2 separate regions of the Mus musculus genome follow, and region 2 is linked to region 1. The links are chromatin contacts, found by POLR2A ChIA-PET in ENCODE. All regions are on one chromosome and are shown on one strand. Each heading gives the region's core, a stretch centred on a gene start or an enhancer-like site at or near the end of the contact. The rest is flanking DNA. Distances are from core to core; before and after follow the strand shown.

Region 1 (6,473 bases), core at 1,229-3,728:
GTGTGGTGCTTTGGGGGAGTCATGAAGAGTGATTCTGTGCTGTGCGAGGTGATTTACAGGCAGCTACTAGAGGCAACAGGAAAGTCAGGAGCGAAGCTTTATAACAGGTGCAGGCACCTGCATCCTGGCTCATATCCCATTCCAATCCATCAGTGACCTATACTAGTAGCTTTTTCTTTCTTCTACTTTTTTTTTTCCTTCAAGACAGAGTTTGTGTAGCCTTGACTGTCCTGGAACTCACTCTGTAGACCAGGCTGGCCTCAAACTCACAGATCCACCTGCCTCTGCCTCACCAGTGCAAGGATTAAAGGTATGAGCCACCACTGCCCAGCTTCACCCCACCCTTTTGAGGGGAGGGAGCAGGCTTTCACAGAGCCCAAGTTGTCCTTCAGCTTACTATGTAGTCAATGATGACCTTGAATCTCTGATGCTCCTAGTTCCATTCCAAAGTGCTGAGATTTTAGGTACCCAACACCACACCTGACTTATATGGTGCTAAGGACAGAACCTAGAGCCTCCTGTAAACTAGGCAAGCATTCTACTAACCTCAGCTATAGCCCTTAAATAAAATGATGTCCCAGGAAGAACAAGGAAATTCAAACTTCATATTGCTGACTCAAGCAGCAACAGACAGGCTCAGGGCCTCCTGCATGCAGCACTGTACCAATTAGTGCCAGGCCCAAAGGGTACAGGGCAAAGGGCACAGAAGCAGGGGGTGGGGGTAGGGGCTCACCCTGGATGGTCCTCTTGAAGAAGGCTTTGCAGGCCTCACAGGATGCCACACCGTAGTGGTAGCCAGAGGCCACATCCCCACAGACCAGGCAGAGGCGTTTGGGTAGAGAGCTGAGCACTAGCTTCCCACTGCCCTGCTCACCAGACCCTGCCCCCTCCCCATCCTCCTCCTCCTTGTGCCCTGGAAGGCAGCGGGCTGGAGCTGGACCAGAGGCCAGGGTCACCGGGGGTTCAGTCTCAGTCTCTGAGGAACCCTTTGGACTGTCAGGACTGGCTGGCTCTGCCTTGATGTAGAGAGGCTCGATGCCCACCACCTGGCTGGACATGGTGCTGGTCACCTGCAGGGAAAGACCATCAGGGTCACAGGGAGGCACCCTGCCACATAGGTTGGGCAACACTGGGACTAAGCCAGGCTTCCAGGCTCAGCCAAGGAGAAGGAGGAGGCAGAGTCCAAGGAAGGGCTGCCCATGAAGAGGGCCCCCAGCTGTCGCCATGGGAACAGAGTCTCCAGAGCCTCTGAGGCCAGTAACTGACAGCAGGTCTTCCTCTTGGGAACCTGGGAGCGGCTTGGCAAGTCTAGCTCCCACCCAAGCCAGGAAGCAGGCTAACCTCAACCTGCAGGCAACTCTCAACCCCGAGCATAAGCATGATCCTCTCCTCAGTTTTCTCCAGATGTACTCCAGGAGGTACTCTCAAGTATTCAAGAGCATACTGAGGAACCGGGAGGGGGCTAAGGGGGGCCAAGGGGGGCGGAGGCAAAGGATATGGCCACTCTCTCAGGAGTTTCCACATGTCCACACATGCTCACACTCTCCTGGGAACCTTCCACTCACACATGGCCTTTAACCAGTCCCAAGTTCTCACATACTCCCAGCAAAAGAGCACACTCAATAAGCAAACTCACACTCAAGTCTTCTAATCCCTCACCACACTCTTGTAAGGGAGTCTCTCACCTCTGACACGCCACCCCCTCCAGCTTTAGCAAGCCCAGTCCAGCCACGCCGTGCAGGGCGCGGCTCCACCTCTTTTGCACCCCAAACCTGCAAGGTTCATTCTTACACTCCAGCTACCGCAGAGTTCACCACCTCTCGCGACCTCCAGGGCCGCCCCCCACCCCCCATTAACCTGCGCACACCTATGGGAAGTTGCCTGAAGTTACTAATCTCCCCTCCCCCCATTGCCCGCGGGGGACTTCTATCAGGTTATCAGGAAGTAAGAAGAGGCGACAAGGAAGAAGTTCTCCCTCGCGCTACGATGACCTATGACCCAGAGAGGAGGGTGGCCCAAAGCCCCTGCAAGCGCCCCCACGTGGCCTCAAGGGACCCTTTCAATTCCAGCCCACCCCGAGGACTCCCGCAATGCTCAAGGATCGATCTGAACGCTGCCCGGGGACTCGCTCCAAGGCCCGAGGCTAACTGGAGGCCAGGACCTGAAGCCAGTCCTGACCCGGCCGACGCACCAGGCGCGACCCCGCCCGCAGCCCGCCCCCCGCCCGCGCTTGCACATGGCCCCCGCCGCGCCCGCCCACCCCCGCGGCCGCCTTCCCCTCCGCCCCCGGACCTTGGGCTCCGGCAGGGCTGGCGGGCAGGCATGGGGGCCGAGCGGCCCGGAGCGCCGGGGTGAGCGGGGGCCGCCTCCTCCGGCCGCACCGCCCCGCCGCGCTGCGTCCCCCCTCACTCGGCGGCGCCGCTGGCTGCTTGTAGGACACAAAAGGACATCGCGGCTGCTTCCTACTCCGCTTCCTCCAGCTGACAGCGGAGGCGGGGCCGGCCTGCGCATGCAAAACAGGGGGTGGGGCCAGGTGCCCTATGCTAATATCCGAGGGAGGCGGCGGCGCCTGCGTACCCGGAGGACAGCGGGCAGGCCTTGTCGATACACACGCGTGCGCGGCCTCCTGTGGGCGGGGCCTGAACCTAGGGGAGGAGCGAAGACTAGGAACTGGTGCGGGAGAGAAGCCGGAGCACCCTTGCATCACGAAGGAGGGCGGTGCTCTGCCTTATAAGAGTGGGCGTAGCTGTTCAGTGAACTCACTCTGTGAGGGCGTTGAACGTGTATGTAAATGAAAGGCGGGTTTATGTAACTGCATATGCATAAGGGGTGGGGCCTAACAGGGTGCTGCTCCCCACCCCACCCCATTATGTTGATGGGACACTTGACAGATTTGGTAGATCAGCACCCCTGAGGACCCTCAAGTGGAGAAGCAGACCTAAAACATGCAAGTAGCCCTGGTTTGCGAGTTCCTCAAAGGCAGAGGTGAGACACGAGCGGACAAAACTCAAGGTCACTGCGGTGACCGAATGAAGGTCACGGGGAAAGGCGGGGCCACGTGCGTCCGCCTCACGCAAGCAGCCACGCACTGACTCTGGGACCATGCATAGACTCTTTAATTTCTCTAGGATTCAAATTCCATGCAGATGAGGTTGAGCTTGGGTTCGAGGGACCGGAAAGGACACGGAGCGGACGTCTCGTCGGCCACTTGAGCTGGAGGTTCACTGATCCAAAAAGTACAGCCTCTTGTTCCTGCGCTTCCTGATCCCTTCGATGTATCCCTGCAGCTCTTTAGTCATGAAGTGGTTCCTGCCAATCGTGGACCTATATGCTAGGGAGAGGGAAGAGCTGAGCTCAGGGCCATGAACAGCAGCAAAGGGCTTCCCCCATTTGAGGAACCACAGGTGATTTGAGGTGGCATTTAGTGCTGGATTTGGATCTGTGTTAGTTTGGGGAATTTTGGGTCTCCTAGGTGCGATGTGAAGAATGGAGGGGAAGAAGGCTGAAGAAGTTGCTGCAAGCCTGAACAGAGGCAGTGAGACCCAACCTCCTCCTGAGCCGCTCACTCTAACTAGTTATCTGGCCCTTTCTTCCCTCTATGTGCTCATATACCATGAGCAGAAGGTTACGCAGATAATCCAATATCCAGTACATTTACCCAAAAAAAATCCCGATGTGTCACAGCTCCCACACCTGGGAGTGAAGCAAAGCTACCCAAAGGCTGTCACTCCACTGAACAAGCAGAGAAAACAGACTTGCTAGAAAGGGGCTTATTTTAAGTCCTCTGAGTCACTCACTCCATTGAGTCGGCCTGTGCCTACTCTCTTGACTTTTAATTTTTAGGGCATCCTTGTGAGTGCTAAGGGGATCTGACAAGACTACATATCCTGAAACTCCACAGCCCCAAGCCCTGCCAAAGCCACCAGGATCTTTTGTGGAAGCTGGGGTGGGGGTGGGGGTGGAGTGCTCACTGATGAGGGCTTTTTTGAGAATATCCAGAACTTCAGTCTCCATGAGCTCCATCAGAGGCAGAGGCAGCTGGAAAAGCAACAAGAGACTCAACCAGTTCCATGGAAAGCTGAAGTGGTCCCCACATGACCTCCCCAGCTTGCCTGCCCCACTTTCCTGAAACCTGCCCATCTGCTGCTGCCCACTACTCAACCCCAGTAGTCTCCCCAGTAGTATCCTCCAACCCTGTTCTGCTGCTCTGTCCAGTAGGTTCGATGTGGCTTCCATAGGCTGAATATTAGTGATTCTGAAGTAGACGATGCTGGAGAAATGAAGAGAGAAATCGGTCTTGGTCAGGCTCCTGGGTCATGGTGGGAGTGGGGTTCAGGGAATAGCTGCAGCTACACCCTGCATCAAAGGTCATAGGGGACACTGGTTTCAGCCCTAGGCTTTAGAATCCCACCCGGCTGAGATCCAGAACCAACTGTCCCGCTGTGTGAGACTTGGAGTCATTCATAGGAATTCCCTCTTGTGAGAATTGTGTGCCCTCTGAAAGTGTATTGTTGGGAACTGAATGCAGGGCATTGTATAAACTACGAAAGAACTCTACCAGTAAGCTATGTTCCTCAGTCCAGAACAGTCTCTTATGGCAGTTGTGCCATGCAAAGGTCACAGTACAAGAAGTCCTATGCTTATGTAACAAGTTTAATATAAATCAATTGTTATATCTGTATCACTCTTGTTTGTTTAGACATGTTCCCACAGTGTGGACCTAACTATCCTGGAACTTGGTATCTAGACCGGGCTAGCTTTGAATTCACAGCTTCCTGAATACTGGGTTCTTATCAGTACTCATTGCTTGATGAAGGTGGAAACGGACGGGACAGAGGATGGACACATACACATCTCAAACAGTGCTTGGCATACTGTGTGTAACCCCAACACTCAGGAAGATACCAAGATCCAAGGTCATCTTGGGCTATACAGTGAGACTCTCATTCCAAAAAGAAATACAAAGCAACAATAAAGTAACTATTGACCAAAAGAGAGACTTCCAAACAGCCAGATCCCAGCCAGGGAAGGAATTCTGTCCTTTCAGCTGGTGCAGTGATGAAATTAAACGCACAGGTGAGGGAGGGCTCGAAATATGCTTAGTGGTAAAGAATTTTCCTACCAAGAGTGATGTACTCGGTTCGACCCCCAGCACCACATTAAGATAAAAAGCAAAACAAAACAAAACAAAACAAAAAAAACAAACAAAAAACTGACTAGGTCTTCATTGACCTGCTTGCCTGTGCGTTTCCCGGGTTCCTCGTAGTAGGACGCCTGCCCGGTAGGGGGAGCTCAGAGAATGTCTGAGTTAAAGCGTGAACGGTTCTCGCCTGAGCCCTCTCCTAAGAAATCCTAGAAACTTGGGTTTCTATGGGCTTACCCCCATTTTGCAGGAAGGCACTTTAAGACCCGGGCTAGCCCCACCCTTATGGCACACCCATCGCCTCGGCGAGGCTATACTGACCTAAGGAGGTCTCAGATTCTTCGTGGTCCTCCCCATGCTCCAAGGACCTGCCATGGCACAGTTCAAGCTCTCGACGTGCTTGCTGCTGGATCTCCTCTGGCTCGAGGTTGAGGCTGTCCCTAATAGAAATGGTCTGGCTGTACTTGCGAATCCTGTTTCTTACAGATTTGCCCTCTTCGTCGAAGTCCTCGCAGACGTCGGATACCGACACATTCGCTGTGGACATCGTGGCCGTGCTCCATAGGTCACGAACATCTCCGTACAGGCTGGATCTGACCGAGCTGCGGCGATGGTTTGCGTGTTTGGGCACCGGCTGCGGGTCACACACAGGTAAGGTAGCCAAGGAATTCAGGGAGCTGGAGGGAGCAGGGAGACTGGACTGGGATTGGGGACTCTAGGAGAGCTGCCAAGCCCCCAGGCTGAATGGCAGGTTACTCTAAAGACCTGAAGGAGTACTAAGGTTCGTCTGGGCTTGGGGAACTCGGGCAGACTTCTTACTTTGACGCTTTCCTCCATCGTCCTGCACCAACGGACCAGTATCCACAGGGCTCAATCGAGAAGGGAGGGGGGTCACGCTCCAGGAAGGGGGAGGGGCAGTCTCCTCCCGGATGGTTATAGTGGTCTCGCGGGAGGAGACTTCAAACTGCAGATTGCATCAAGACTCTAAGTTGCTCCCACCCCCAATATCAATGCCAAGACTGGAAGTACCCAGTCCAGTTTCGAGTCCGGGTCTCCTCCAGGCAGAGACAAGAGTCTGAATACCTGAACTTAACCAAAAGAGCATGACTTGTCCGGTGTGGGGGCCCAAGGACGGCAGTGGGCCTGATATAAGCCCATGGTGGCGCGAGAAAAGCACTCGCACACCCACTTGGGACCCAGGAGCATGCACTCGGTAGTGCAGAGTTTTTGTTTTATTGGTGCAGGTTTTGAGGCACAGTTGTGAGGTGTGAGGGTCAAAACCGGCAGGGGAGCGAGGCAGAAAGCCTTGGATGGTGGGCTTTGGAAATGA
Region 2 (5,681 bases), core at 1,327-3,826, 130 kb after region 1:
AGCACTCCGGAGGCAGAGGCAGGCAGATTTCTGAGTTCGAGGCCAGCCTGGTCTACAGAGTGAGTTCCAGGACAGCCAGGGTTACACAGAGAAACCCTGTCTCAAAAAAACAAAACAAAAAGAATATATTGTATGAAAAATATCTTGTTGTTGTTGTTGTTTTTCAAGACAGGGTTATCTGTGTAGCCCTGGCTGTCCTGGACTCATGGACTTGCTCTGTAGATCAAGCTGGAACTGGTCTCCCTGCCTCTGCCTTCAGAGTGCTGGGATTAAAAGATGTGCCACCACATCCAACTAAAAAACAAAATCTATTTTCGCTTAAGGAAAAAAAAAAGTGAGGCTGTAACTAAGGTGCACTGGGTGGCGGGGCTTCTACTTATCCAGAGCTCCAGGAGCTAAACTCAAGGACATAAAGTTCAGGCACTAAGGAGAAGGCAGCCTTCTCAGGACCCAAGATGACTTTTCGGTGGAACCTTGCCTTTTCCTAGAGTCCCCTACTAAGTCGTTGGCTGGAAGGATGGAGGGCAAAGTGAAAACCCTTCAAGCCATCCACATCCTAAACTCTGGAACCTGTGAAGATGGCCTCTGGCAAAGGGAAACGGCGGCTATAAACCAGCTGATTGTGGGCAAGTACTGACTGTCTCCTGGATGCTGACGGGGCCCGGCGTAACCACAGCCTGGGAAATGGTAGATGGAGAACCAGAGAGCATGGTCCACACCACATGAAAGACAGGAGCAGCCTGGGCTCACTGCCAGGCTGCTGGAGGATCTACAGGAAGGGCCCGTGACCTCTGGAAAATCCTGGGACAAGCTCCCTTAGAGCTTCCAGGAAGGGATGAAGCCAGAGGCATGCAATTCTGGTGACTCACGTCAGATTCTTGTCTCAGAAATAAGCTGAGAAATCTGCATTGTTTACGTTGCCAGGTTGGTGGTGAGGTTTCAATAGGAGGGTCGTTCGCTTTGCTCTCTCTCCTTTTTGTTTTGTTTCCCAGGAACTAAATCTTTATTTGTAAAGTTTAGGGAGCAAGGCCTGGAGAGATGGCTCAGATATTAAGGTTCACAGTAACAATTTCTAAAATTTTTTTTAATGTGTTTGGGTGTTTTCCAGCCTGTGTGGCTGTGCACTACTCCATGCAAGGCCAGAAGAGGGCGTGGCATCCCTTGGAACTGGAGTTACAGAAGATTTTTGAGCCACCATGTGAGGGCTGGAAATAGAATTCTGGTCCTCTGGAACAGCAGTCAGGGATCTTAACTGCTGAGTCATCTCTCCAGCCCCGGGATTTAAATCCCTCCCCCACCCCCGCTTTCTTTTTAAATAAAAATGTAGAGTCTCACTGGGTAGCTCTGACAACCAGCTCTCAGGTAGGCCAGGCTGGTGTGGAACTGAATATGAAGTAGTGGCTAACCGGGAACAGGTTACAGGCATATGTCATTATGGAATATGAGGAAAAAAAAAATTAGCCGGGCAGTGGTGGCGCACGCCTTTAATCCCAGCACTTGGGAGGCAGAGGCAAGCAGATTTCTGAGTTTGAGGCCAGCCTGGTCTGCAGAGTGAGTTCCAGGACAGCCAGGGCTACAAAGAGAAACTCTGTCTCGAGAAGAAAAAAAAAAAACAACAACAACAACAACAACAACAACAAAAGAAAAGGAGAAAAATAAAGAAGAAAAAAATTATCCTTCTTAGGTCACTACTCTAGTGTTTCTATACACCCACATTTATAGATCCATATTCTCTCTCCTTTTCTCCTTTTTTTTTTTGGTTTTTGGTTTTTGAAGACAGGGTTTCTCTGTGTAGCTCTGGCTGTCTGGAACTCTCTGTAGACCAGGCTAGCCTCGAACTCAGAAATCAGCTTGCCTCTGCCTCCCAAGTGCTGGGATTAAAGGCATACGCCACCACTGCCCGGCTCTTTTTTATATTGATTGTTAGACTGACCTATTGACTGAGACAGGGTCTTGCTATGTGGCTGCCTTGTAAGTCAGGCTGATCCTAAACTTTCCTAAGATCCTCCGCCCTCACCCTCTGGAATGCTGGATTGTAAGTATGCCTTACCATGCCTATTTGACACCTAGGTTTCTTCCTGTCAAATCTCACTAATGTCTTGTGAGCTGCTGTGGAATTCAGTCGGCGCTGCTTGGCTCTTGGAGCTTAAGGGAGGTCGAGCTCTTCAGAAAAGTTGCCCCACCCTAACACATAGGTCCGCGGCACCTATCACCCCCGCCCCACCTTGGCAGGCTGGAACGTGCAGCTGCTGTGGATCAGAAGCAGAGCTGGGTGATGCGGAGGCACCAACACAAGTCCAGGTCTCTCTATGCCTACAAAACACGCGATAGGACCGAGTTTACTTATGAGCCACGGCAACTAGGCGGAAAGAACTAGAAGCCGACTTGGCGGGAAAACCCACGCACGGAGTGCCTTGTCGAATCACCGAGCTTCGGAAGGTTGGCTGCAGCCACACTCGGGAGGACACAGACAGGCTGGGTGCGCACGTGTGTGCTACCAGTGCGTGAGCGCAGTGGGCCGGGACGGAACTACAAGTTCCAGGGTGCCCAGCGGCGCGCCGCCCGCGGTCTCTAAGCAGGTCGCCACGGGCTGGCACGCGCCACTCTCGTCCCAGAGTAAATAAGGGACCGAGCGCGACTCTCCGGAGCACCGTAAATAGAGTCCGAGTGGGCGGGGAGCCGCCCGGCACCGCCTGCTCATGTCGCTGCAGAGCCAAGTGTCCGGCCGCCTGGCACAGCTGCGCGCGGCGGGGCAGCTGCTGGTCTCCCTGCGCCCCTGGCCCGGCCGCTCGGCGGGTGGCCCGCGGCCCCGTGGCAGTGCGTGCGGTCCCCTGGTGGCACTGGGCGAGCACGGCTACTGCGCGTGGCTCTCGGCGGGAGTTGGGGCGTGGGGGGCGGCGGGGCGTGGAGCCTGGGTGCGCACCTGGGCCCCCCTGGCCATGGCCGCGAAGGTGGACCTGAGCACCTCCACCGACTGGAAGGAGGCCAAATGTAAGTGTGAGCGCAGGGCGTGGGTCTCCCCGGCCGAAAGGCACTCCACGAGCAACTGAGACACTCGGGAACCCCTTTAGCCCACATCCATACCCAGCTCCTACACCAGGTTACCCCTTGACTAAACGAGTGGGGAAGGCGGCCTTACCTCAGCAATGGTCCCAGGTAGTCCACACCCCCCACACCCCCAGATCCTCTGGGATCTGCCACCTTCCTCCATGCATGCACAGGAGGGAAACTGAGGCTTAGGGCCAGAGTTCACTTCCCCAAGGTCAGGCTGGGAGTGTGCAAAGGCAAAGTGTAGAAGCTTGGCCTATCAGGTAGGGTCAGGTAGCCCCAAGAATGGCAGCTCGGGGGCCTCTCTGGGAGTATGGTAGGTGCCCGTTTTGCCCTCCTGCTGGCTTCTGGCCCCTTGCCAGCACTTTGCTCCTTCTTGAGGGACTGGGATCATAGAACTTGGAGAGCAGGCTGACATCGGGCGTGGGCTTGTGAGAATCACTGACTCCCTCAAGAATGAAAGTATTTCTCCTCCTGGACGGGCATGCCAGGAAGGGGCCACGGGTCCCGGACGACCTAGTCGCTAACTGGAATGCAAAGTGCAGAGCCCCAAATAGCCCTGAGTGGCAGTCCAGCTGCCCCTGCCTTTCAGCGCCAGTGCTTCCCTTATTATTCCGGGCCGATCCTCCTCCCAATGAGCGGCTAAGGCCATTGGCTGGGCTGCTAGTGGGCGTGACCATGGGGGCTGGGTCAAGCGGGGTTGAAGGTAACCTCAGATTGGTTCCTTTTTAGAAAAGAGAGCTCTCCCTTGTTGCAAGTCTGCCCAGGATCCTAAAGCACTTGACAGTCTTCTTTGGGAGCAATCAGAACTTGCCACTCCCTCAACCTTGGCCGGGAGTTGCGGGGCTCGTCCAGAATTCCAGCAGAGGGAGTTAGTGTTCTTCCTTAGAGTCCTGCTTACCCATGGAGAGCAGCAACCCAGGGAGAGGAGGAGAGTTGGGGCAGTACCACACGTAGTGTACCGTCTGCGTCTATTTCTACATTCCAGCCCTTCTCCCCGTAGCTCCCTTTTCCTTGGTGACCCTGAAAACCAGCCTAACCTGGGAAAGCTGATGGGACCTGAGGTTCCTCAGCTGCTGGACAGACGCTATTTTCTTCCTTTCTGTGCCAAGCGGGGAGTCAGGGGCGCTGGTCCTTGAGCCTCTGGAGAGTCTGATCTCCGCTTGCCATTTCCGCCGGGCTTAATGGGATTAGAGATGCCAGTGTGCTGCGGCTAGCTTTTAGGCCTTTGCATGGGTTCTGGGGATCAAATTCCGTTTACCCACCCACTAACCCGTCTATCTCCTTGGCCCTCATTCAGTAAACTTTTACCTCACGCCCTATTGGTACCAGCGCTGTAGGATTCAACAGTGAGTGGCCAGGCAAGAGTCTGTCTAGTGGAGAAACACTATGGCGACATAGTCCTCTGTGCACTATGAAGAGCTGGGAAGGTCAGGTGGCCCATTAGGGACCTGAAGTAAAGCAACCAGCTGGGGAAGGGCATTCCAGGTTCTGGAGATAGGGCTAGATTTGGAGGAGGTGGTCCCATTGTGACCAAACGCAGTCCCAAAGGCAGTGGTGACAGGGGCTGAGTGGTGAGACAAGGCAGGCCTTTCGGGTTTCAGTTACCTAGTGTGTGGAAGTGGGCACTCCAAGCCTCCGTGACCTGGGGCAGAAGGCTCTGGGCATGGAAATGTGGGGTGGTCTGGTCTAAATTTTCCTTTTATTTGTTTGTTTGTTTGTTTATTTGAGAGAGAGTCTCTATATAGTCCTGGATGTCCTGGACCTTGTTATGTAGAGCAGACCAGGCTGACCTCAAACTCAGAGATCTCCTCAGAGAGTTTGTTTTTTGGAGAGAGAGAGAGAGAGAGAGAGAGAGAGAGAGAGAGAAGGGTTGGTACCACAAGCTTAAAATCCCCGCACTCGCTTGGGAGAGGCAGGCAGATCTCTGTAAACTCCAGGTTGTTCTGGTCTACAAAGTGAGTTCTAGGCCAGCCAGGGCTACACAGTGAGACCCTGTATCTAAAAACCAAACAATAATCAAAGTTCTCCTCTATAGCCCAGGCTGGCCTGGAGCTCACTCTGTCATCCACACGGATGCATTATGACAGTTTATGCTCCTTTTCCTCTGCTGCGAAGGGTTCCATCTTCGTGTACCACACTTTGGATATCCATTCTTCTGCCGATGGGCCTTTAGGCTTCACTAAGTTACTCAGACCAGACCACCCTGACACATGTCTCTAATGGACAGGGGATATGTCTAGATGCTTGCTTTCCTAGGGGATTTTCTGTCAAAGACTGGCCCACTGACTCACATGAGACTGATGTGTAGGCAGTTTAGGGTGAAAAACTATAATAGCAGGGGGTGTGAAAACTCCCGGGCCTCCTCACCCTACAGGAAAACCAAGGTACAATCCTGGGGTTGCTCAGCGGCCCACTCTCATCAGAATAGCAACACGTTAGTTTTTGCTTGTCAGAGACCACACTAATCCCATGTAAGGGAAGAAAGAAGAAGGAAGATTCATTTTGACTCATGGTTGCAGAGGATCCCCATGCACAGATCATGCTGGTACATATCTGTGCTCCTTGCACTCTGAAGTGGAGGCAGGAGGATTGCTGTGAGATGGAGATTGGTGTAGGCTATACAGCAAGGG

What was found. ChIA-PET counts read pairs that join two places held with the same protein, here RNA polymerase II (POLR2A).
Region 2: POLR2A ChIA-PET joins it to region 1 with 12 read pairs in Patski. The contact joins the promoter of Macrod1 here to the promoter of Esrra in region 1. POLR2A ChIA-PET finds 5 or more read pairs at or near these places in 2 of 5 experiments (Patski and embryonic stem cell).

What each region holds. Positions count from the first base shown.
Region 1 is chr19:6,919,330-6,925,802 of GRCm38, forward strand. It overlaps Esrra (estrogen related receptor, alpha), which reads right to left and starts at 2,479. Exons shown (of 7, transcript NM_007953.2): 1 at 2,293-2,479; 2 at 734-1,070. The coding sequence starts at 1,058. It overlaps Catsperz (cation channel sperm associated auxiliary subunit zeta), which reads right to left and starts at 6,051. Exons shown (of 5, transcript NM_001039494.2): 1 at 5,963-6,051; 2 at 5,465-5,777; 3 at 4,194-4,270; 4 at 3,972-4,038; 5 at 3,097-3,331. The coding sequence starts at 5,980. The coding sequence ends at 3,222. Kcnk4 (potassium channel, subfamily K, member 4) reads right to left here. Exons shown (of 7, transcript NM_008431.3): 7 at 6,333-6,473.
Region 2 is chr19:7,054,192-7,059,872 of GRCm38, forward strand. Macrod1 (mono-ADP ribosylhydrolase 1) reads left to right here and starts at 2,577. Exons shown (of 11, transcript NM_134147.4): 1 at 2,577-2,991. The coding sequence starts at 2,700.